3 separate regions of the Homo sapiens genome follow, and regions 2 and 3 are each linked to region 1. A link is a loop called in an ENCODE intact Hi-C map of the cell type or tissue named here. Cell type or tissue: gastrocnemius medialis. All regions are shown on one strand. Region 1 has its middle 680 kb from the start of IGFBP3. Region 2 has its middle 280 kb from the start of SNORD151. Region 3 has its middle 690 kb from the start of SNORD151.

What was found. A loop is a pair of places that touch in the nucleus more often than their neighbours do. Peaks named below come from ENCODE experiments on the same cell type or tissue, not always from the same donor. Only the 100,000 strongest peaks of a DNase experiment are listed, where the experiment ranks them.
Region 2: a loop joins it to region 1, with 3 times the contacts of the local background. A loop is called at or near these places in 2 of 110 quality-filtered maps.
Region 3: a loop joins it to region 1, with 3 times the contacts of the local background. A loop is called at or near these places in 4 of 110 quality-filtered maps.

Annotation. Positions count from the first base shown.
Region 1 is chr7:46,599,913-46,607,912 of GRCh38, forward strand. No RefSeq gene overlaps it. Among named protein-coding and RNA genes, the nearest start is that of IGFBP3, 680 kb to the left of the region's middle. In gastrocnemius medialis, no CTCF peak of the experiment used is centred here; DNase peaks (open chromatin) are centred at 619, 3,699, 4,019 and 7,487; H3K27ac peaks cover 4,708 bases.
Region 2 is chr7:47,177,361-47,185,360 of GRCh38, forward strand. No RefSeq gene overlaps it. Among named protein-coding and RNA genes, the nearest start is that of SNORD151, 280 kb to the right of the region's middle. In gastrocnemius medialis, a CTCF peak has its summit at 3,048 (motif pointing left); DNase peaks (open chromatin) are centred at 3,051 and 3,351; H3K27ac peaks cover 3,643 bases.
Region 3 is chr7:46,771,136-46,779,135 of GRCh38, forward strand. No RefSeq gene overlaps it. Among named protein-coding and RNA genes, the nearest start is that of SNORD151, 690 kb to the right of the region's middle. In gastrocnemius medialis, no CTCF peak of the experiment used is centred here; a DNase peak (open chromatin) is centred at 3,646; H3K27ac peaks cover 3,985 bases.

The DNA of each region.
Region 1 (8,000 bases):
TACAGAGAGAAAGATAGAGAGAGAGAGGAGAAAGAGCTGGGCATGGAGGAAGAGAGAGAGAGAGGAAAAAGGAGGTAGGAAGGGAGTCAGCTCCAAAGGAGAGGGCCTGAAAATCTCTGTTTCCCATTACCTAGCTTCTCTCATCACTTTTCCTGGGAGCTGTGAACCAGGAAGGAAGTAGGGAGGAGTCGCAGGATAGGGTAATTGACAGCCGGCCTCTGGCATGTACCCTGTTGGTCACCCTGTGACCCTGGGTGATGATCTAGCCTCAGTGGCTGGGTCTCCTCATCTGTAAAATGTGGACAACAATGCCTCATTCATACAGTTTCTCTGAGATTAAAGGAGATGTCCCAAAAAGAGCTGCCCAGTTTATAGACCTGAGCTGATCCTCGTCCCAGCTGGGAAATAGGAGGGAACGGACTTCACAGACAATGAAAGAAGCCAAGTGATCCTTGCTGAGGAGCAGGTGGTGGCCTGGAATCTAGATCTGTGCACTTCCCAGAAATGTGCTGGGGGCCCTGATTCCAGTGCAGGAAAATCAGACGCTAAAGGGGCTGTGAGAAGTGGAGAGCGGCTATTGGCCCCTCAAGGTTATGTTGAAAGCTTCTTATGAAGGAGAAGAAAACACACGAAGCTCCAGGAGTGAAGCAACTCATTCCCAGATGTGCTCACAGAGAACAGTGGTGTCTGCTTCTTTGCCAGCCATGTGACCTAAAAGATTGGTGACTCTTACAAACATGCACCATATCTCTTCCAGAATGCTTCCAATTGTGAAATCCAATCCGCTTACGATCTGCTTGCTTAAAAAACCAGCTGGAGAGGAACCTACCCATCTTCCTGCTGTACAGACAAGCCCAAGATTGCTGATCCACCCCCCAGAGATTTTATTTAAAAATGTTTGAATCACTTTTATCAAAAGTCAAGGAGACACCATCAACCATTGCATTTTTGTCTTAGAAACCTAACTGCAGGAGGATAAATTTGTGACATTTATGAAAAATGATTTTATAGTAGACAGGTATGAAACTTGAAGGAAATCTTGTCCTGAAGCTAAATCTGTGGTATTTATTTTAATAAATGACTTGCTCAATGAGTGAACAAAGAAGCAAACGTCAAACATACCTTCCAGGGTCCAGGAGTGAGCACTGTGAGCCCTCCCTGAGCTTCCCTAGCCACCCTTGCCTGACCTCCATCATCAGTTCCCCCAGGCCCACTGAAATCAGCTCATCTGCTCATTGACTGATCTTCTCCAAGGGCTTCTGGAAGGCAGGCCTGTAGCTAGTTCATGTTCTAGACCAAGTATTTGATATTCTAATTATTCAGCATCTCTGCACATGCCACTCAGGTGATCCTTAGAGCTAGGAATAGATTCAGGGTTACATTATATTGCCTTTTTTGACCCCAAATCTTGGAACTGGGACAAAACAAAAGTTTCTGACTTCAAGCCTGGATTCCTCACGCTTTCAAAGCATCCACATCTGAACAGCGTAGGAATCAACATTTCATAGAAGAGAAACAATTAACATAAGAAAAACTAGCCAACTTCTCCAGCAAGCAAAATAACCAGTGAAAGTAACAATTGCTCTTCATTTTTAAACACCAAATTAGCAAAGATTTTAAAAGTGAAAATATTTCCAAATGAAAGGGCATGTAGTTAAAGAGACATTTTCGAACATTGCCATGATCAATTCTAAATTTTTCTCAGTAAATCAATTTGGCAAAATACAACTTAATACCATGTTTTATTAGGTGCTTATACATATGAAATGTTTATTTCTTTAAAATTCAAACGGTAGTGCCCAGTAAATTTGATAAAAGGATGCCTGCTTTCCTTTGTTGTACTTCACCTAGTATTTGGTAAACTCTCGCCACAAGTAGACAGAGAGCATAACCTGAGTGGGGCCATGGACTCCACTAGGATGACAAGGACCCTTAATATCATGTCACAAAATTAATGAACTCTCAAATAGAATCCACGCAGACAGCTTAGTCTGCAAATGGCACGCCAGGCTAAACCTCTCACCCGGCTCATCCATGTGGGTTGGTAAGAGTCTAAAGCCAGAAGTGAGGACCAGGGGAAGAAAGGAGAGGAAATAAAAGGTGACCACCTTCCCGGAGAAAGAGCCCTCTAAGCACATTCTTGTGCTCCTGTTGGTGCTGTTTATTATCTCTTCCTCAAAAATCCTCTGCTTGTTTCCTGGTTAAATGCATTCCTTGGCAGGGAGGCCTCCCCACTTCTTCCTGGTCTAATTGACTCCATAGTCCTATCTCTCTCCATCTCTCTCTACAGTTGTATTTCCTCTTTCTACTAAAACACATGCCAGCTATTGGCAAAGAATAATACTATGAGTAGCAATAGTAGCAGTAGCAGCATCAGCAGTAGTAGTAATAGCAGTAGGAACAATGGCAGTATTAGCAGCAGCAGTAGTAGTAATAGTGATAGTGATGGTAGCGTCAGCAGCCATAGCTGTAGTAGCAGTGGCAGTAGTAGCAGTGATATTAGTGCTAGCATTAGTAGCAGCATTAGTAGCAATAGCACTAGTAGTAGTTGTGGTGGCAGTGGCAGTATTAGCTGCAGTAGCAGTAGTATTAGCAGTAGCAATAGTAGGAGCAGGAATGGCAATAGCAGAAGCAGCAGTTCTAGTAGTACTGGTGGTAGCAGGAGCAGGAACAGCAGCACTATTAGTGGTAGCATTAGCAGCAGCAATAGCAATAGTATTACAGTAGTGATAGCGGCAGTATTAGTAGTACTAGTAGCAGTGGTGGTATTAGCAGCAATAGTAGCACTGGTAGGTAACAGTAACAGTAGTAGCAGGAGCAACAAGGCTCACAGTAACAGTAGCAGGAGCAGCCATAGTGGGAGTAATAGGGGTTTGATAAATGTGGCCTATTTGATCACCAATCAGAGCTATGTAATATAATGCTATAATGTTGATGATAATGTTTCACGTTTATGAATCCTCAGCAAGTACCAGGAATTTGTCCCACATGAAGTCATTTCATTCTCATAAAAACCCTGGAGGGAGTTGCTGTTATTGTGACTATTTTACAGAAGAGTAAAGCAAGCTTTCAGAGGTTAAGCCCCTTCCCCAAGGTTACACAGCTAGCATATGGCCTCCTCCAACCAGAGAGAAGGCCTGTGTGGGGTCCTGCTTGGTGCTGCGCATGTCCACACCAGCCTGTCTTCTGAATGGGCATCTGCAGGGAGGGGTGTGGATATCGCAGTATGAAATGTCTTGCTGGACAATTCCCAGGTATTCCCTGGTCAAGGCCTCTTGCCTGATGGAATGGATTATCTGGGGTCAAGGAGCCACATTTGCAGCCTCTGCAAGGTGATTCTGCCTTGGCAGGCCTGTTTCCAAGCACTCTGTGTGATTCTTATGATGTCTGAGGCTGGAGACACCAGGCCAACAAAGGTTCCCGAAGTCGAGCAAGAACTGGAGTCCCCCGTGGGCTTGCTAGAACTCACACTGCAGGGCCCATCCAGGGTTGACAACTCCGTAGGTAAAGGCCCAGCTGAGAATGTGCATTTCTAACAGTTCCCGGGTGATGTTGTGCTGCTGGTCCAGGGACACTGTGAAGCCAGCTTCTTGGAAGAATGCCCTCCTCACATCTCAAGTACTCACAGTCTCTTGGCCTAACATTCGTGTTTCATTCTAAGGACCGGCACACCAAGAGGACAACAGACTTACTGTGAGAATGACATGTGATAGATTGTCATGAGTAATACTTGTTTGTTCTGGGTGTCTATAAACAGGACTGGGGTCCTATGTGATTCACTGTGCACAAGGCTGGCCCCCTCCCCATCACCCATGGGCCTGTACCATCTCTGAGTATGAGAATGTAATTGAGAAACTCTGACCTATAAATAAAAATCACAAGTCTATCTCCTGACCTTGACCTCACCTCCATCCTCCCTCACCCTTTCCACACAGCAGCATCGCCTGGTCTGACTACAGAACAGTAGCCTAGTAGCAGGCGTGGATCCGTGCCCTTGCTCTGGGGAATGCCTTCCTTCCTCGCAGCCCGAACCTCGTCCCTTCTAGCCCGTTAGTCAGCAGCCAGCGGCTTGAGAACATTGCGTACCCAGTCCCAGGAGAGCTCTGACCGCCAGCCGGTGCTTCCTACTGTTTACATGGCTCTGTCCCTCATGGGGCTGTGTGTTCTTGAAAATAGTAACTGGGTCATATTCTCTAAAACTTTAGCACAAAAACAATGGTAGTAGACTTTCTATAAACATGCATTGAATTAATGTTTTTCATGTTTTTAATTTTTAAAAAATAACACACATGTGACTGATGGCTTTAAACATTTAAGACTTCTTTCCTAACCAATCAGCATACATTTTCCGCCAGCAGATAAGGAGCCATGGAAGGCACTTTGTTCTTACTTGTGCTGTGTTTATCAGGGAGCTGAAAGATACACTCCATGTCTGATCTTAGAAACGTCTGTTTTCTGAAATGTGTGTAGAGGCCCTTCCCTTTGCAAGGAAGCATCTCTCTTTTTTTCCTCTTTCAAAGATAACATAACTAGGCAAGCTATTATTAATTATGACAGTTAATGTTGCCCTGTTTTGACTAGTGATTTATATTTTACAGAATGTATTTATGTTAGCTGCTGCATTTTAACTTTATAGCAGTGCAGCCAGATACCTATTAACAGTATGTTTATTTTACAGATTAGAAAACTGAAACTAAGTCAAGTGGCTGCCAAAAGAAAAAGAAACGTGGTTTCCAACTGAGGTCTGTAATTCCAAAGTCAAGATTTTATTTTAATCTAACTCTATTGGAAGCAAATAGCCAGTTGTCTTCTACTTCTAGAAGAATATGCTAGAAGGTATAAACTAGTATAACTTTCTTAAAACAGCTTCTGCAACCAGGGTATTTGGATAAAGCCCTTGGGAACAAGGGGAGCCTCAAGAGGCACTCAAGTCTGTGATTCTGAAATAGGAGGGAGATTGTGGGGTAGTCACCGAAGTCAAAAAGCTGATCCCCTAAAATCAAAATGACACCCGTTCTATCAAACTTCTCAGAAGATAATAACAATTTACTCATGTTTCTATATGTCTTCCCTAGCCCCTGTTTTGTGTTATTTTCTTCACTCCTGTATCTCCATGCCTTAGATGATTAGAGACATAAGAAGTACTCAATAAGTGTTTGTTTAATTAATAAATAAAATTCAAACTATCCTATTGAATAGGTCTTCTAATATAGACCATAATACTTTTTCCTGATATATTCAGTGAGTGGTTTGCCCATTTTAGTGGACACTTTAATGGCATGTAGGTCTCAGTTCATTAACACAATTCTTTCCTTAAATGCCTGTGCAATCAGGAGCTATGGAGAGAATGAATGGAATATATCCGTGTACAGGTGGAAGAGTCTACCAGTCCTGGCTGGCCCCACTTCTCTCAGGTTTTATCTACAGCTGTCATCAGCAGGATCTTCATGGGAACCATGACGAGGTCCAGCTATCCTCGTGCCTGTGAGAACCCTGGTGCCTTTTCAACCCTACAGCTAAAAGTGTTTCAGTAGCAGAATGGGATTCAAGAGGGTGAATCAGAACTGAAGCCCCTCTGTGGATGACCTCTGGAACCACACCTACAACTGACTAACAACCAGGACATGATCCTTTATGGCACAACTCTTATCATTTTTCCAAACTCTGCCTAGTCTTGGAGCATCGCCCATCAACCTGACAGCCAACTTCATTTAAAGACATAACCCTTGGCCAGGTGTGGTGGCTCATGCCTGTAATCCCAGCACTTTGGTAGTCTGAGGCAGGTGGATTACCTGAGTTCAGGAGTTCGAGACCAGCCTGGCCAACATGATGAAACCCTGTCTCTACTAAAAATACAAAAATTAGCAGGGCATGGTGGTGCGTGCCTGTAATCCCAGCTGCTTGGGAGGCTGAAGCAGGAGAATTGCTTGAGCTTGGGAGGTGGAGGTTGCAGTGAGCCAAGATCATGCCACTGCACTCCAGCCTGGCCGACAGAGTAAGACTCTGTCTCCAAAAAAAAAAAAAAGACATAACCTTTACATCTGCTGAACATTGTGGTCTCAGTTCTGAACCACTTGTTGAAACCTACACCTCATTCTGTACTTCAATTTGTACCTACTTCTCCTGACTTCTAATCTGGGGAACATATTTCTATCTAGTCCTGGCTCTGCACAACTTCCCCAAATGCAACTGTAGCTTTTTTTTCCTACAGTGTCTTTCTATGGTTTCAGCCTTCCTGAGAAATCAACCCAGCCCATCTTACTTGGTTTTTCTGACCTCCTAAGAAATGTTCCCACCAGACACTGCCTTATCTTACAAGCGTGGCCTGAGAGATGAGGACCATGGGATGGGTCATTTTGAAAAAGACAGAAAGAAAATGGGGATATATCTCATGAAACTCTAAGATGAAGTTATTCAATGATCTTTGAAGGAAGAAAAAATAGGCAAGGAAGGATAGAGAGATTTTGAACCAGATGCTGACACCAAGAAATATTAAGGAAGAGGGCCTTCAAAGTCAGGGGATGCCTTTCCTCTCCTCCTGCTGTGGTCTGCACTCCTCTCTGTTATGGCATCCATTGATCACTCTGTGCTGTAATTATCTACTTATTGATTGGCATTCCTCATCAGGCCATGAGATTTTTAAAGTCAGAGTCCATGTCTTAACTGTTTTTGTATGTATAATAATTGTAGCAGTGCCTGGCACATAGCAAATTCTCAGAATACTGACCGAATGAAGAAAAAGAAGAGCAATAAAATAAGAGTGTGTGGTTCATCAAATACTGTAGAGCTGACTATCATGAGCATACTTCAATGGGGACCACTTTTCACATTGCTTAGTTTCTCACATCATTACTTACGTATTTCTCTCCAATGAATACCAATTATTTCCAAAGTAGGAAACATGAACTATTAGAGCTACGGAGCGTCTATACTAATTCTCTCTTTCTGTGAGTGAGTCTTTGCAGAGACAGACTGAAGCTGACAGCTGCTCTGAAGCTATTTGGAGCTCTCCTGTCTCCCAATCAATCTCAGTGGTGCTGCAACACTGCTCAAACCCTGGGAGGAAATCAAAGAGCATCCTGCTTCTTGCAACAGGGCCTTACTCTTTAAGTCTGACCCTGTGTTCATTCCATTCACATAAATCTAGCAATAAAATATCATGCACAGGATGTGGTATAGGTGGTTTGTTGGGCTCCAGAAAACTTTGATTGATTGGTTTAAAATAAATTAGTTCTGAGAATGGCTTATTTTTGTTTTCTCTGAGCCCTTGCACTCCCCATCTTTCTGCTCTCTGCTAGTATTGATGAAGTCCTCTGTGGGGCCAGATATGGTTTCTGGACATTCGTATGTTTCCTTCTCTTGCTAAAGTCTCAGCATGGCTTTTTAAAAATTTTGAAATTCTAAAGCTTTTGTCGTCATCCTGGGTCTGCTTTGTTGTAAATCCAGAAACTCAGTAATCTTGCAGCTGTGATTTACGCAGGCCAGGGCCTGCTGCCACATGGCTTCCATGCTGAGAAGTTTAAGGACATTTTTTAATTAACACACAAGTTTTTTCATTACATCACATTAGGGAATTTTTGAAAACTTGTATCTCCTCTCAGTTCTGCCCTTCCGCTGCCCAGGAAGTAAATACTTAAAAATTCATTGTTCAGTAATTATAAATGGCATGTATATTTATATATTTTTTCCATCATGTATATAGTTTTATAATATAATGTAGGTATAATTGCTTATAAACATGTAAACATATATAGTTATATATGTATATGTTTTATAATACATAATATATACACTTTTATCTATTAGAATTATATAGGTACATAATTTTTATATATACACATAGTTTATACATATACATATCGATTATATATAATACATAAGGAATATATATGTAATAAACAGACATTTACATATGCTATATATAGTCATGCACCACTGACACGTTTTGGTGGTCTCATAGGATTATACTATCACATTCTTACTGTACCTGCACTATGTTT
Region 2 (8,000 bases), 580 kb after region 1:
AGACATGGAGTCAAAGGAGATCATTTTGGACCCTTAAGATTTGACTGCTCCACTGGATTTCAGACTTGCATTGGGCCTGTAGCCCCTTTGTTTTGGCCAATTTCTCCCATTTGGAATAGCTGTATTTACCCAGTGTCTGTACCCCCATTGTATCTAGGAAGTAACTAACTTGCTTTTGATTTCACTGGCTCATAGGGGGAAGAGATTTGCCTCATCTCAGGTGAGACTTTGGACTATGGACTTCTGAGTTAATGCTGAAATGAGTTAAGACTTTGGGGGACTGTTGGGAAGGCATGATTGGTTTTGAAATGTGAGGACATGAGATTTTGGAGGGGCCAGGAGCAGAATGATATGGTTTGGTTGTATCCCTACCCAAATCTCATCTTCAATTCCCATGTGTCAGAGGGACCCTGTGAGAAGTAATTGAATCATGGGGGCAGGTTTTCCTGTGCTGTTCTTGTGATAGTGAATAAGTCTCACAAAATCTGATGGTTTTAAAAAGGGTAGTTTCCCTGCACAAGCTCTCTTCTCTTGTCTGCTGCCATGTGAAACATGCCTTTCCCTTCCCTCATGATTGTGAGGCCTCCCCAGCCATGCGGAACTGTAAGTCCATTAAATCTCTTTCTTTCGTAAATTGCCCAGTCTCAGGTATGTCTTCATCAGCAGCATGAAAACTGACTAATACATGAAGGCTGAGAAGTCCCATATCTGCCATCTGCAAGCTGGAGACCCAGAAAAGCCAATGGAATCACTCAGTCTGAGTACCAAGGCCTGAGAACCAGGTGAGCTGATGATGGAAATCCCAGTTCAAGCGCAGGAGCAGATGAGATGTCCCAGCTCAGCAATGAGGCAGAAAAAATGGAGGGAGAATTCCTCTTTTTTCCACATTTTGTTCTCCTTGGGCCCTCAATGGATTAGATGATACCCAGCAATATTGAGGAGGGCAATTTACTGTCCTGAATCCGCAAATTCACATGCCAATCTCATTCAGAAACACCCTCACAGACACACTCAGAAAAAAAGGGTAACCTGGACACACCATGGGAATGGAATTGACACATACAGTTTACCATTAGACTTGTCTGGGGCTCACCCCAAGCTGCAGAATGAGAGGACCCTAATGAATTCAGGGAGTGGCAAAGTCAGAGCTCACAGGACCCTGATAAAGTGAAAAGAAAAGGGACTCTCTTCTCATTTCCTTGTTCTCATTAAACCTTTCTCTGCAGGGCTTTGTTTTGGAGGAGAAAAGCCTATGTGTTTTGTCAATTTAGACTTACCGATTAGTGACAGAGAAGAAACATGAGAAAGGACTCTGACTGGAAGGACAGCCCCATGGTCTTCCCTCTGCAGGACAGCCTGGTGTGGTGAAAGCAAAGGTTGAACCAAAGCACAGGTCCTGAGTTCTGCCATTCCCTGCTGGGGGCTGGCTGTCTCCAGCATCAGGCCTCTCTGCTCTGAGATTACAGTTTATAGTTATTCCTGCAGTGAGGAAGACTTTAATCTTGGTAGGAAAGTCATTTCAACAGCACGTAACAAAGAACAAGCATGTGAGAGACAGAGAAGACAGAGGATGTGAAGCATGACAATGGTGGCTGGAAGGGCAAGAAGCCCCAAGGCTCACCCGAGGGATAGAAGGTAATGGGCAGGGCCAGTGCAGTAACTCAGTGGCTGCATCCTTGGGGGAGAAGCAAAAGGCAAGGAAGAGAATATCTGCATGTCTTGAAGATGAACTAGAGATGCTTGGGATTGTTGGTTGAAGACCACCCCGAAACGTGTTTCCCACATGCTGTATAAGAAACACACAAAAAAGAGAATGGATGAGTGAGTGAGGAGTAAATGCTGGCAAGTTAGTGCGTTGCTTGACTTTAGACCATTTTAGTAAACGGAGTAGAATTGGCACGAATGGCTAGGGCCCAAGATGAGGTGTCTTACTGTCTGCAAAGGATATTTGCTATCTCTTGAGTGTGTGTTGGGGGTGGAGGCCTACAGAGCTTCTGCATCTCTTTCTGGGGTTTGAGGAATCCCTATTACACACACACACACACACACACACACACACACACACACACACACACACACACCAGGAACCCATCTCTCAGTGAGAAGCTGGACAAGCCCCTTGCAGCTTGGGATGTAAGCAGTAGGCTACATTTCCTTCTGCTGGGCATGTGCCACAGCCGCCCTGCAAGCCACTGTCTGAAGGGTGTCCCTCACTCTGCATAGACCGCAGAGCATGTCAACTCCAACTGTGGGGGAAACAGATGATGTAACTGAGCATTCTATGCCTCAAAATCCTATTTCCCTGTTGATATTAGTTATAAACTCCACCAGGACAAGGAATCCACTTGGCTGGCTACCCCTGCATCCAGATAGAAAAAGTGAAAGATAGAATATGCATGTGTGAGTGCAGAAGGAGAAAGAGAAGGGGAGGAGGGTGAGGAGAGGAGGGGGCCAGGCCCTGCTACCTGCAGATGAGCCCAGTTCCTCTCAGCTTCCCCCTCTGCATGAGCCAGCAGAATGCCTCCACACCCCCACCCCAGTCCCAGATTTTCCATAGCAGCTGAAGGAAGATTCATCAGCATGTCAGCACCAGATGTTTTCTGTTTTTTCTGTGGAAAGTAACCTGACCCCTTTCCCACCTGACGATCCCAGTCACAGCTGTCACAGTAACCAAGGACACAGCGCCTTTTTTTTGTTGTTTTTCTAAGAAAATACCAAGATGAAAATCAGGAAGAACAAGGGAAAGCCATCTCCTAGCTGTCGTGGATCTCTTAGAGCATAGGTGTGCCCTGTAACCTGGCAATGCACCCGGAAAACAAAGCGTGCGACCTCAAGGGTTATCACCTGCATTTTGCAGAAACCTAAGAGAAATCCACATCAGTTGCTTGGGAGAAAGTGTTTCCTCTTCATTACACAAGTTCTTCGTAGAAAATAATATATAATATTTCTTTATTTGGGTTTTCTTGGACAAATCCTCTATAGGGCAGCAGTTTCCCATGGCAGCTAGGCCAAGAGATTCCTGATCAGAGACTGCCATCTGCTGGATGAAGGGGATGGCCAGAGGCTTCTGTGCTTCGTTTTGTTTTGTTCTGAATTCTAAGAAACAAATTGCAGGGCAGATGGGGTCTGATTAATGCAGAAGGGAGTGCTTTTGGCATTGATTGACAAGGAAATTGGCTTTTCTGATGCAACCATAATGGATCAGCCATGGTTACGGCTTTCCCCTGTGTTAGCCCTCAGTAGGGTTATGTCTACCTCATTTGGCAGAAAGTTAAGGCTCAGCGAGGCTAAACCACAAATACAGAGTTACCCAAGTAATAAGCAATAGAACTGGGACTGGGACCTTGGACTATTAGATCCCAAAGATGCTTGATCATCCCAGAGTGAGTCAGAGGCAGTTAGAGGATGAGATTCTTAGGCAAGGAAGGAAGTGAGATGCTAGAAGGGTCGCAAGGAAGAAAAAGAGAGAAAGAAAGGGAAGAAGGTTGGTGGTGGGACCTAAGCTCCAAACACTCTCCGTCCTCACCAGGATGGCTCAGGATGAACCCAGAGCTCTCACATAGATGGACAGACTCACAATGGCCAGGAAGGAAAAAAAAGGATGAAGACCACAAGTAGGTATAACCATGCACTTGCAGAGAAGAGGGGGCATATTGGGCTGTGAGATTGTATAACCAGTGCATCAAGGGACACGGAATCAGTGGCACCATTTCCTGAGTCTGCAGTATAAAGGTTAGCTGGCTGCCCAAGGAGAAACACAGCAAGTCAAAGAGAGGTCAGAGGTTTCTCCCTGAGGTCTTTATACAGAGATCATGATGTAGCGTAGTCAAGGACAGCCTCACCGATGTCCTCATGGCGAGCAAAGTCATGCATTTTACAGGGCTCTGTCTTAGAATGTCCCTGCAATGTACATTACATTTTAGGAGCATTCAGGAAAAGTACTGCAATAAAAGAAAGCCATGTGGTCCCCAGAGCACTCTGATGATGTGGCTTAAGGCTGGGACCAAATGAACAGTATTGAACACTAGCAAATGCCTAGGTGCTTGTCTCCGTGAGTTTTCTTTGCGACGCATTTTGACAAGCGTGGGATAGCTCTGAGTTTGACATTTTATCTTCTGAGATGAAGCTGGAGAGAAGCCAGTCCAGGCATCCCGTGCTGCAGTGGCTTTTAGGGGAGCTGAGGACGGCAGTCTTCCTGTGTCCAGGCCCCCCAACCAACCTCCTCCACAGATGGGCAGAAGAATCTCAGTGAACTGCATTAAAATTGGTCTTTACCCCATGAAAGATTGGCAGTGGTGCAGGAAAAAGAACAAAGGGCCAAGCCTCAGTCTCCCCATCATCAAATTAGAAGAGTTAGCTAGATCCGTGATTTCAAACTTCCCTCAATCCAGCTCCCTGCTCAGCCCTGTCCCAGCCCGGCCCCAGAGTCCTTCCCTGAGTGCTGCAGCTGCAGCAGGACTGAGAATTCCCACCCTGAATGCTACAGCTGCTTCCCAAGTATGAAGCTGAACAAATGAATTTTCTCACCAACTTGCTCACATGTCTGACCTGACAGTGCACCTGTACCTCAGCTCCTCCTCTCTGCAGTCCGCCTAGGGCCCTCCCCACTACACTAAAGAGAGGCGTTACCTGTCCTAGGAATAGCACACTGTTCCCTGCTCTCCCCCCACCATGCCCCAGCAGCTTCCCAAGCTTGGCATTCCTACCAATTCATGTAAGCCAATCCCAAAGGACTCTATTTATAGTTTTCAAATATTGGCACATGAGCTGCTTCCAGCCTGCCAGGTACTTTCTGAGAAAGAACACAGTACAGCTCTCTCTTGCTCGCTCTGCCTCTCTCCCTCCTACCTCTCTCCTTCTGTGTGTGTCTCTCTCTCTCCCCAAATGCTGCTTTTAAGCCTATCAGCCCCTTCACCAGGGACTGTGAACACAAAGACCAATGCAAAAAACATCTTCAACTGAAGCCATTCCAAATTGGAAACAAGCCACCATCCATGGAGAGTTTGGGATGGTTTGGAAAAAAGTATTTTGCTATTGCCAAAGTTCTAATTCAGCATCCTTTGAAATCTTACATTCAAGAAGTAGTCCTTATATAACACAAATTTGGTGAGAACATTCCAATGCTCATCATTCAGGTGTCAGGAAAAGATCCAAATAATAAAAAACTTAAATGAGTCCTTATTTTTTTTTCCACTGGGGCACATATGGCATTCACATGTAAGAAACACTCATAAATGTGTGCCCAGTATTACCCACGACTCACTGGAACCCCAGGCCAGGGGTGGGGACCACAGACACTGAGTGATGGTACAGGAAGAGGAAAGGGGTAGGCCTCCTCCACTGGGCAATGGTTTACTTCTGTGACAACAGGGTCTCCATAGCACAGCATGGTGCCCAGCATGATGATGGGCATCGTTCCTGCACCCTGGGGTCCCCAGAGCTGTTTGGGGTCCCACTGATGGGATGCAAGTAGAGATACCGGACAAGAGCTGGAGTGAGCTGAGGCTGCTAATGTTGCCCCATGGCAGGCATCAAAAGTTTCTTCCTGCCCAGGCTGGGTTGGAGCAAGGAAGACCCTAAGCCTCCCCAGCATCTACCGTATTGTTAGATCTGGAAGTGGGAGCCCTCAGAGAGTATAACTTTGAACCCTATCACAAAATGCTGATATAAGACACAAACAGAGAGCATTCCCCTCTCTGTGCCTTGGCCCACACCTGGGATTGGTGGAGCCTCACATCTCTATGACCTTTAACCTTCACCATCACTGCAGTTGCCTGACTTCTCTTGTTGCCAGAACACACAGAGCTCATAACCAGGGAGCATTTGCAGGTATTTCTGCCTCTGTCTGGAATGCTCTGTCTCCTCTCCTTTTCACTCTGCCACCTGGCTCTCCCTGTTGGAAGGGCCACTATCTGAAACTGCCTTATGTCTTCATATGTTTCACGTGTGCAGCTGTCTCCCCTAGTAGAATGTAAGCTTCAGGGGACAAGGCACTGTTTTATTTATCACCATACCTCCTGCATTTAGCATGTTAATTAGTCATAGTATTTGTTCAATTAGACATGGCAAATTGATACTAGCTACTCTTTATTGAGTACCTATAATGTTGTCAGAGAGTTCACATGCCTTCTGGGAAGTTCCCAGAACAATTCCATGAGACACAAACCTCACACCCAGCTTCAGTCAAGCTGGAATACTATCATTAATATATGCAAATTCAGTAAAGGCAGCTTTATATGAAAGTAAGGTACCATTCCCTGAGCCTTCTAATGGGCCATCTGACCAGGGGAGCAGTGGGAGTAGAGAGAAGTGGGTGAGTCCCAGGGTCAGATGTGGAGGGTGAAGCATGTTCACATGTCTGTGCTCCTAGGAATGTACCCCTGCATCTGGGGTGATGCTTCAGCCTCACCCACAGTGCCCTACACACCTGTCATGCACCATTTACTGGAATGGGTTGTTAGGAGAACGTTCTGCACATTTACAGGGTTTAACCTTCATCCTGGAGAAAAATCACAGCCCTCAAGCTTCAAAGATTCTCATAGAAAATTTCTGGAAAATAGAGATCTCTAGAATTACAAGTCAGAATTGATGTGATTCTTCTGAGACTGAACTTGGAACCAATACAAATGAGAAAAAAGCAGAAAGAATGTGCGCCAGACCCACGTCTGCCCCACCCCCCGCCACTGCAGCCTTCTACTCCTCCCCACCCCGTCCTACAGAATCCAGTTCTGACCACCGCTGTCACTCAGCGTCTCTCCAGTTATCCCCAAGGGGCTCGTCAGTACCAGAGAAATGTAAACTAGAACCACGATCCAGTGCCCCTTTGAACCATCAAACTGGCAAAATATAAAAAATAAGAAACCAAGCATTGGTGAGGATGTGGAGCAGTGGAAACCCCCCTACACTTCCAACTGGAAGGTAACGTGGCCCAACCACCTGGAAAATCAATTTGACAAAATTTAACAGAACAGAGCATATACAGACTCTACAACACAGTCATTCCACCCAAAAGAGACAAGTGCCCATGTGCTTGGGAGACGGCCAGCTGTGCAGAATGGCTCTCTGCCCACTGGAAACCAAGGAGGGAAGGCAACAGCCAGCACTCCCTCGGGAGTACAATTAATAAACAGGTTGTGGTATCTTCTTCGCACATGAAATATCATAGAGCAATACCAGTAAATGAACTCACCACATCTGCAGGCTTAAGAAAAATCATAAGACCAAACCAGAGAAATTAATAAACTACAGTTACATCAACAAGTTACAATGTTTCAAACACATACTATTGCCTGAATAAAAAGTCAGTTTCAGAATGGTGGACACATTGTAATTCCATGTACATAAATTTCACAGTAGGCTCCACTAAGCAACTAAGCAATGCATTGTTTTGAAGAGTGGATGTCTGAGATTAGACTATAAAGCAAAGGAATGTGATTAACATGAAATCCCAAGCAGGGGTCCTCTGGGGTGGGAGAGGAGGAGGCATCTAGAACACCTGGGGAAAGGTGTGCAGAGATATTTAAGGGTATTGTGTGGGGAATTCTATAGGAATTATTTGCGTTAATTATTATTATTAATATTCTTTAAAATGTACAATATGTTTATATAGTCTTTACTCTTTAGAAGACATTTCACAATTTAGGGAATTAAAAATACAAAAGTAATGAGTCCTTCATGTTACGACATTCCTGACATAAGCATAACACACTATAAGTAGATCCGTAAGACTCAATGACTAATTTTCCCCTTCTAAAAGAAGGAAATTAAGAATAAAGACTAAAGGACAGGGATGGAAATTATACCTGCATACAGATCTCTAATCCCAATCTTGCTCTGTTACACAGAGATTATTTTACCTTTTAGCCCCATTTGCCATTTTTACTTAGTACTTGTGTTGCTCTATTCGAGTTCATATTCTTGGCACTCAGAATGTTTTCTGGCATGAAAGTTGGAGAAACTTGGGTAACCTTTCAGAGAGTCTCCTGAGCTCGACATATCAA
Region 3 (8,000 bases), 170 kb after region 1:
TAGTTTTTTTATAATATCTAATTCTAACATGAAACTAAAATCTAGAGTTTGCTTGTAGTTAAGCTGAATTAAATTTCCCTTATATTAATAAATATTCTTAGCATTATAACCACACTTTAACTGCTCTTAATTAAGTCCTAAAACCACTTTTAAATATATATTATATATATATATACAATTTCTCCATAAGTGATATGCCCACATAACAAAACAAGGTACAGAAAAGAAACAAATCTGAAGAAAATGATTATAATTGGTTTTCCCACAGTTTGAGTTTTTCACATTGGAGAACAAACAATGGGTAAGTGAGATAAAAATGCCACAAGAAAGCCTAACAAAATTATTCATTAAGCAATTCAAACTGTGTTATACATATATAATGTGAAGTTAAGAACGTGTTAGGATGATATCTGAGGAATACACTGATAAATGTATATGTATGTTTTACTTAGCTTCTAACTAGATGAGCCTTGTCAGATCACAATGAGTAAAGTTCTACAAAGAAAATGCCTTGCTTACAAATTCACAAAATGTACTTAGAAATCTAAGAATAATAAAATCTAGCAGAGAAGATGAAAGCTGCTTACATTAAAAGGGATACTTAGAAATTTTATTTCCGTCCTCAAATTTTGGTTTCCTCACATACAGGATTAAAAGTTACAGCTACTTGCTTTGCAAACTCCTTTACAACTCTTAAAATATTTGATTCTATAATTAAAATAAATTATAAGTGGTAAATAAACATCAATTAGAGAAAAACTGGTTTTCAATAAGATGACAAAGAAACTTTGGGAAGAATTAATTACAGTATCTTTAGAAAAGAGTTGGGCATTAACTACTAAATTCGAATGCAAACATTTCCTAAGACTCAGTAATCTACTTCTAGAGAAATGCATGCACATTTGCATCAAGAAACATGCAAACAAATGTTAATTCAAATGTTATCTGTAACATCTCAATCTTGGAACCAACTCAAATATCTAAAGACATTTATAGAATAGATAAGTACATTGTGGAATATTTATTATCCTGTGCAATAGGATAGTACTTGGTCACAAAAACAAACTGCCTTGATGTAAGATAATTTAGATGGGACTTAGAGAGATAATATTAAGTAAAATAATTCACACACAAAATAATGCATCCTGTATTATTCAAGTGAAATAAAGTTTAGAAACAAGCAAAACTGAACTACTGTGGTAAAACTCAGGATAAAAGAGGAGTGATCCAGAGGACACAACTAGGGGATGCAGACTGTAGGCTCTGGCAATGTGTTGATTATTTGGCCTTTGTTATGGTTATGTGAGTGTTCTCCTGTGATGATTTATTGATCAGTATATTTAGCATGTTTGGGGGATTTTTTTTTTACTTTATATTTTCTCTATATGGGCTTCACTTCACAATAAACAAAAAGAGTTTTGTTCATTTTTGTTTTATTTTGTGTTTCATTTTCATGGAAATGAATAAATACATAATACATAGTAAATGTAGCCTATAACAGTCACAGAATTAAGGCTTCATGGATACAGAATTGCTGGGGAAGCCTGGATCCTAGGGCCAGGAATGCTAAAATATACTATACTTAAAACTGAGAAGCTCTGAAGCTCTAGGACCTTGTAATCCTGCTTACTCACAGTGGGAGAGAAATGAGATTGGTGTCTATAAAATGGGATGTGGTTGCTGCAGGACCATTTTCTGGGGATTTTGGACCAACCTAGTTCTCCCTTTGTTTTGCTTGTAGTTTTCAAGAATAACTATAGTATGTGCTGGGAATGCAACATTCTAAAATTAGCAAGGAGCAGGCCAGAACAATCTGTGCTCTGTTCCGGCCCCTCTTCCCCCAAGTAGGATGTCCTTCAATTCTTTAGCCCAGCTCACAAGGCCCCAGAGTATACAATCCAGGGTGAGCTGTCTTTCAGAATCCCTAAGCTGCAGTGCAAATGGGGCACATAAAGAGGAGACACCATCTGCCCTGGGCAATTTTCTCAAGCTTTGGGGGACCAGCTCACAATGGATCCTAGGCTTCTGTTGGCACATGTTGCCAATCTGTACTTAATGAATCCATTTCATGTAACTTTCTGGGCTTGAGGGTTCTGTCTCACCAAACTCAGACAAGTTGGTAACCAGTGCACAGCAAATCGGCTTCACAGTTGCTCAGATGCTCATTTATAAGCTTGCATTTAAAACATGTCTGTAATAAAATGAATGTGAGATAAATAAACTAAGCCTACAAGTGGACATTAAGTAATTGACTTAGAATTTCATTCTGAAGAAGTAGAGTGTTAACTTATGGGAGCCCCTACAGGGGGATACACCTTGACACAGCTGACTTCACACAACCATTGCTGAAAGAAAGACATGTTGATTTTGCCTCAAATCAATCAATCAATAAAATATTTATAAATACCATAAAACCCCAATTTTTAAAAGAATTGTAATGCAATGTAAACAAGAGGGAGGCTCAATCCAAGCCAGCCCTTCCTCTCTCTCTCTCTCTCACTCCATAGTCAGCCTTCCAGCTGGCTGCATGGAGCTTGGTAGGTGGGATCAGGGTTTGGGTAAGGGTAAAAGGGGACATTTTTAAAGGATGCTGTTTGGCAGATGGCTCACTCCTCTAGGACTGGTGAAGCGAAGCGGCAGCAGGCATGCTCAGGGTCTACACATAGGTCTGGTCTGCAATGAGGAAGCCTCTAGGATAGACATAGAGGTTACTCTTTTTTCCCTTTTGGGCTAATGGTGAAACTTCCAGAATGCAGCATGAGGCTTTTGGTACTAACTCCTCCACCATTAAGTCCATCTGAGGATGATGACAGAGAGACAAATATATTGAGGGAGGATTATGCTCTAGGTGTAGACAAACTGGAAGACAGAAAGTTGTGTTAACGAATGTTCACATTACTTTTGAGGAGTGTGTGTGTGGGTGTGTGTTCTTGTGTGTCTGTGATGTATGTGTTTTAAGAGATTAAAAAAAGAATAATTGTATCAGAAAATATAGGCTGCCCACTTGAAGCCTTCTCATAGCAAAGAGTAATGAGGGCCTTGCAAGTCTGCCTGCCTTCTTGGTTCATTGGTTCCTATAAATACATGGATTTGGAAGAAGTATCAAAGATACACATTAAATCTTTTTTACATATCATGTATTTTTCTCAATAGATTAATAATGAACAAAACTCCTTTAGTCCTTCTGTATTTTATTTAGTTACACACAACATTAAAAACCCAATAAAAAAGAAAAGAAAAATATAACTCTTCCAAAAGTCGAATTTTTGATTGGTCCACACTTGCCCTCTGTCCCAAGATCCTTTTTTCCAGGATCTAACATAATAGGTCTAGTTTTACATTCTTTTTTAGTGCACTGTTTATATTAATATTGGCTTGTAAATGCTTGGCTGTGATAGACAGCATGTGAAGCTCCCTGTGATCTCTGAGTGGCTATGGTCTTGAATCCTGGGGATGAGCACTAATTTTCATTGTCATTACTCTATTGCACAATTACTTTTCCTTGTATTGCTAATAAGCAGCTTGTCTCTGGTTATACACTCTCACCTAGTTGGATTTTTTTTTCCACTGGAGTAAGAAAAGCTACATGAAGCAAGTAGAACAGAACAACTTGTTCCCTATGTGCTGGCCATTGGCCTGCGTGGGCATCCAGCCCTACCATGGAATATCTTTTCTGTAAGCAACAATAGAACCTCATTACAACTGGGATGCTTATGACAGGGCAAGAAGTCTCATAACTATGATTTTTTTCCTTTGTGCTACTCTTTCTACTGATCACTAGCAAACCTCCCCCCAAAATTGGGTATTGTATCTTTCCCTAAAGTTATCCACTTATCCATAATCTTCTTGAGCCAAAAGTGACTCCAGAAATCAATGTATTCAAGCAATATCATTTGATAATGTTGTTTATTCATCTAAAGTGAACTAATTATCTATCAAGATGTGAAAGTCTTATGGTATGCCCAATTCTTTTTTTCAAAGTACAATGAATTTCTTCAAAAGACTGTAACTGTAATGAGCCCTGAATTTCTACAAACAAGCTCATCCAAGAAATCTGTATACTGTCCAACACTCACCCTCCCAAAACAAAACTGGTCATCCCAGCTTCGACTCATCTATTATTTTATACAACAAATGGGAGAGATTTCCAGTTGTCCAGGCACTATGCTGTTTGTTGGGATTATAAAAATTCACCCAGTGAAAACATCCCTGTCTTCACAGTTATATTCTACTGAGCAAGGAACATATATAAACAAATAGTTACAATAGGGTATCAGAATGTTAATGATATAATTCAATACAGGGTAAAAATGAATACAGATTCAGCATCATCAGTTATTCCCTGGAACATCAGAAAAGACTTTAGAGAGTGTTAGTCACAAAACAGTCTAAATGTTCAATAAGAGTTTTTAGTTATGAAATGGGAAAGTGATCTCAGGAGAGATGTGACTAGATAATCTATGGTAGAAATTACACGATGACCTTGGGAAACTAAACTAATTGGGCATGGTCAAAATTTAAAATCTGATCTCTATTGCTATGAGAGTTGAGATAGGAGAGACAGGCAGGGGACTGGTAATGGGGACATGCTAGGAGCTTTCACTTCCTTCTCAAATCCTCCTCAACCTCACACAAATAGAGATTAGAGCCTTATGTCCCTAAGCTGCTTAAGTCTTCAGCTTTTAAGACTCCATAGTATACTATTCAAATTTCATAATCATACATTACAATGTGTTTTCAAGGACTATTATTTTATTTGTCTGAAACATTCTCTCATGGCTCATTATTTCACAACTGATCTTCGTGCATAAAACACTGTTTATGTGTAGCACATTCTATGAAACATAAAACCAATGTTTCCAAAGGCACTGTTTTATCATGGCTCATCTAGATTCCAAAGTCCACAATAACCCGGATGATCCATGTGGTCATATCATGCTCTTCACAAGTACATGCCTCTGCTTTATAACACTTGCAACAATATTGACTCAACTGTCCCAATTCCAATTCTTTCTGGGAGTGAGGGATTATGCTTCTCCTTGCTCTCAAACTCCATTCTAAGTCCTGAGTTTGTTCATTCTAAGTCTAAAAAAAAAAAATACATAAAAGAGAAACAACCCTCTTTATAACTTCAAAATACCTCAAGGTCACCAAAAATCTTACCTCTAGTATGAAGGACTTGACAATAATATATAATGACTACTTAAACCACAGGACTCCTAAATTCCATCAGATTAGAGGCTGTTACCTTAACATTTGGTGCTCAATGAGCATTTACTGAATAAGGTGAATAACTGATTAATCTCCTACCTTGTTCCATGAGGGCAGGGATCATACCTGATTTATTCCTGGCACTATGTCTGGCACAAAACAAATGGTTAATAAATGATTGTCAAATGAACTTCCCCTTTTCTTATGACACAAAACACAACCTTATGTTCTTGGTACATGATATACATTATGTTCTTCGTACATGATTATCACCACAGGACTACGTTATTTTTGCTGTCTCCTAGTGCCTTTATTTTATGAATACATGTCTTCTTCCTCTAACAGAAGGCAAACTTGTCATTATTTTCTTCTGCTTATTCAATGCAGCAAACATTCACTGAGCCTACCAGTTCTGTTATGCATTTAAAGGATACAACAATAAATAAGATGTAGTGACTCAAGGAACAAACTCATGAAACTAACATGTTAACACCTGATGAACACATTGTGTCCCAGAAAAGTTGATAGGAAAAGATGTTTAATTCTAATGAAGAGAAAATGGAAGACTCTGGAGAAAGGGTCTCTTGATTTGGCCATGTGGATGCAAGAACATCTATGAACAAAAGGGGGCAGCAAAGTTTGGGAACGTCTAAAAAAATGAGTGTAACTAAGATGTAGAATACATGAAAAAGAATAATGAGGGGAGAGGTGGAGCAAGGTGGCAGAATAGAATGCTCCACTTATCATCTCCCCAACAAGGACACCTATTTAACAACTATCTACACACAAAAAAACACCTTCATAAGAACCAACAATCAGGTGAGCACTCACAGTATCTGGTTTTAACTTCATATCACTGAAAGAGGCACTGAAGAGGTAGGAAAAACAGTCTTGAATCATCTATGCCTCCCCTCCCTCATCCTTTGGCAGTGGCTTTGCAGCATGGAGAGAGAATATGTCCACTTGGGAGAGGGAGAGTGCAGCAAGTGTGAGACATTGCATTTAATTCAGTGCTGCTCTGTTATAGCAGAAAGCAAAATTGGACCAAACTCAGCTGATGCCCACCTACAGAGAAAGCCTTTCAACCAGCCCTAGCCAGAGGGGAATCACCCATCCTGTCAGTCAGAACTTGAGTTCCTGCAAGCATAGCCACCTTGGGCTGGAGTGCTCTGGGGCACTAAGTAAACTTGAAAGGCATCTAGGCCACAAGGTCTGCAACTCCTAGGCAAGTTCTAGTGCTGAACTCAGTTCAGAGCTAGTGGACTGGGGCGGGGAGGGGTACATGATGTACTGAGACACCAGTCAGGGCAGCTAAGGGAGTGCTGGTTCCACCCCTCCTCTATCCTGAGGCTGCAGAGCTCGTTGCTCCAATATAGACCCCTTCCTTCTGCTTAAAGAGAGGAAATGGAAGAATGGGGAGGAATTTGTCTTGCATCTGGGATATCAGCTCAGCCACAGCAGGATAGGACACTGGTCAGAGTCATGAGGCCCCCTTTTCAGGCCTTAGCTCCTGACCAACATTTTTAGCCACATTCTGGGACAAAAGGGAAACCACCCCCTTGAAGAGAAGAACCCAGTCCTGGCAAGATTCATCAGTGGCTAACTGAAGAGCCCCTGCACCCTAAATAACCAGCTGATACCTATGTAGCATGTCATGAGCTTTGGATGAGATCCTGAAACTTGTTGGCTTCAGGTGAGACTCAGAACCTTCCCAGCTATGGTGACTATGGGGAGAGATTGTTTCTCCTTGAGAAAAATGGAGGAACAAGTAAAGGAGACTTTGTCTTGCACATTAGGTACCATCTCTGCCACAGCGGGGTAGAATGTCAAACAGGCTCTTTGGGTACCTGAGCCAAGGTATCGAGACCTTGGCTCTTAGATGGTATTTCTAGACCTGCTCTAAGCCAAAGAGGAGTCCACTGCCCTGAACGGTGAGTCCCACATCAGTCAGCATTCACCATAATCTGACTGCAAAGCCCTTGAGTCTTAAGGAAACATTAACAGTAGCCTGGCAGTACTCTCTATGGGCCTGTGGTGCAACAGCCATGGGGTGAGGCTCCTCTGCCTTTGGAAATGGGAGGGAAGAGTTGGAAGGACTACATCTTGTGGTTTGAGTGCCAGCACAGCTCCAGTACAATAGAACACAAGGTAAACTTTTAAGTTTTTTAACTCTCATCCCTGGCTCCTGGACAGCATATCTGGACCTGGCCAGGGAACTCACTACCCTGAAGGAAAGGACACAGGCCTGGCTGGCTTTGCCACTTGTTGGTGGTAGAGCCTCAGGGCCTTGAGAGAACATAGATGGTAGCCAAAGAATGGTTCCAGCAAGCCTTGAGTGAGACCCAGTCCTGTGTTAGCTTCATGTATGACCCAACACAGTCCTAGTGCTGGTGGCCACAGGGGTGTTTATGTCACTACACCCCTAGCTCCAGGCAGCTCAGAACAGAGAGAGACTCCATTTGTGTAGTAGAAAGTAACAGAAGAGAACAAGAGACTCTGCCTGGTAATCCAGAGATTCCTTCTAGATCTTGTCCAAGACCTTCAAGGTGATACCTCTATGAGTCGGCAAGAACCACAGCACTACTGGACTTTGGGTGCCCCCTAATGCAGATACAGCATAGATCACAACACTTAAGTATTTTGGAACACCTGGAAAGACTTCCCAAGAAGGATGAGTACAAACAACCCTAGACTGTGAAGACTACAGTAAATACCTAACTCTTCAATGCGCAGACACCAACAAACATCCACAAGCATCAAGTCCATTCAACATAATATGACCTCACTAA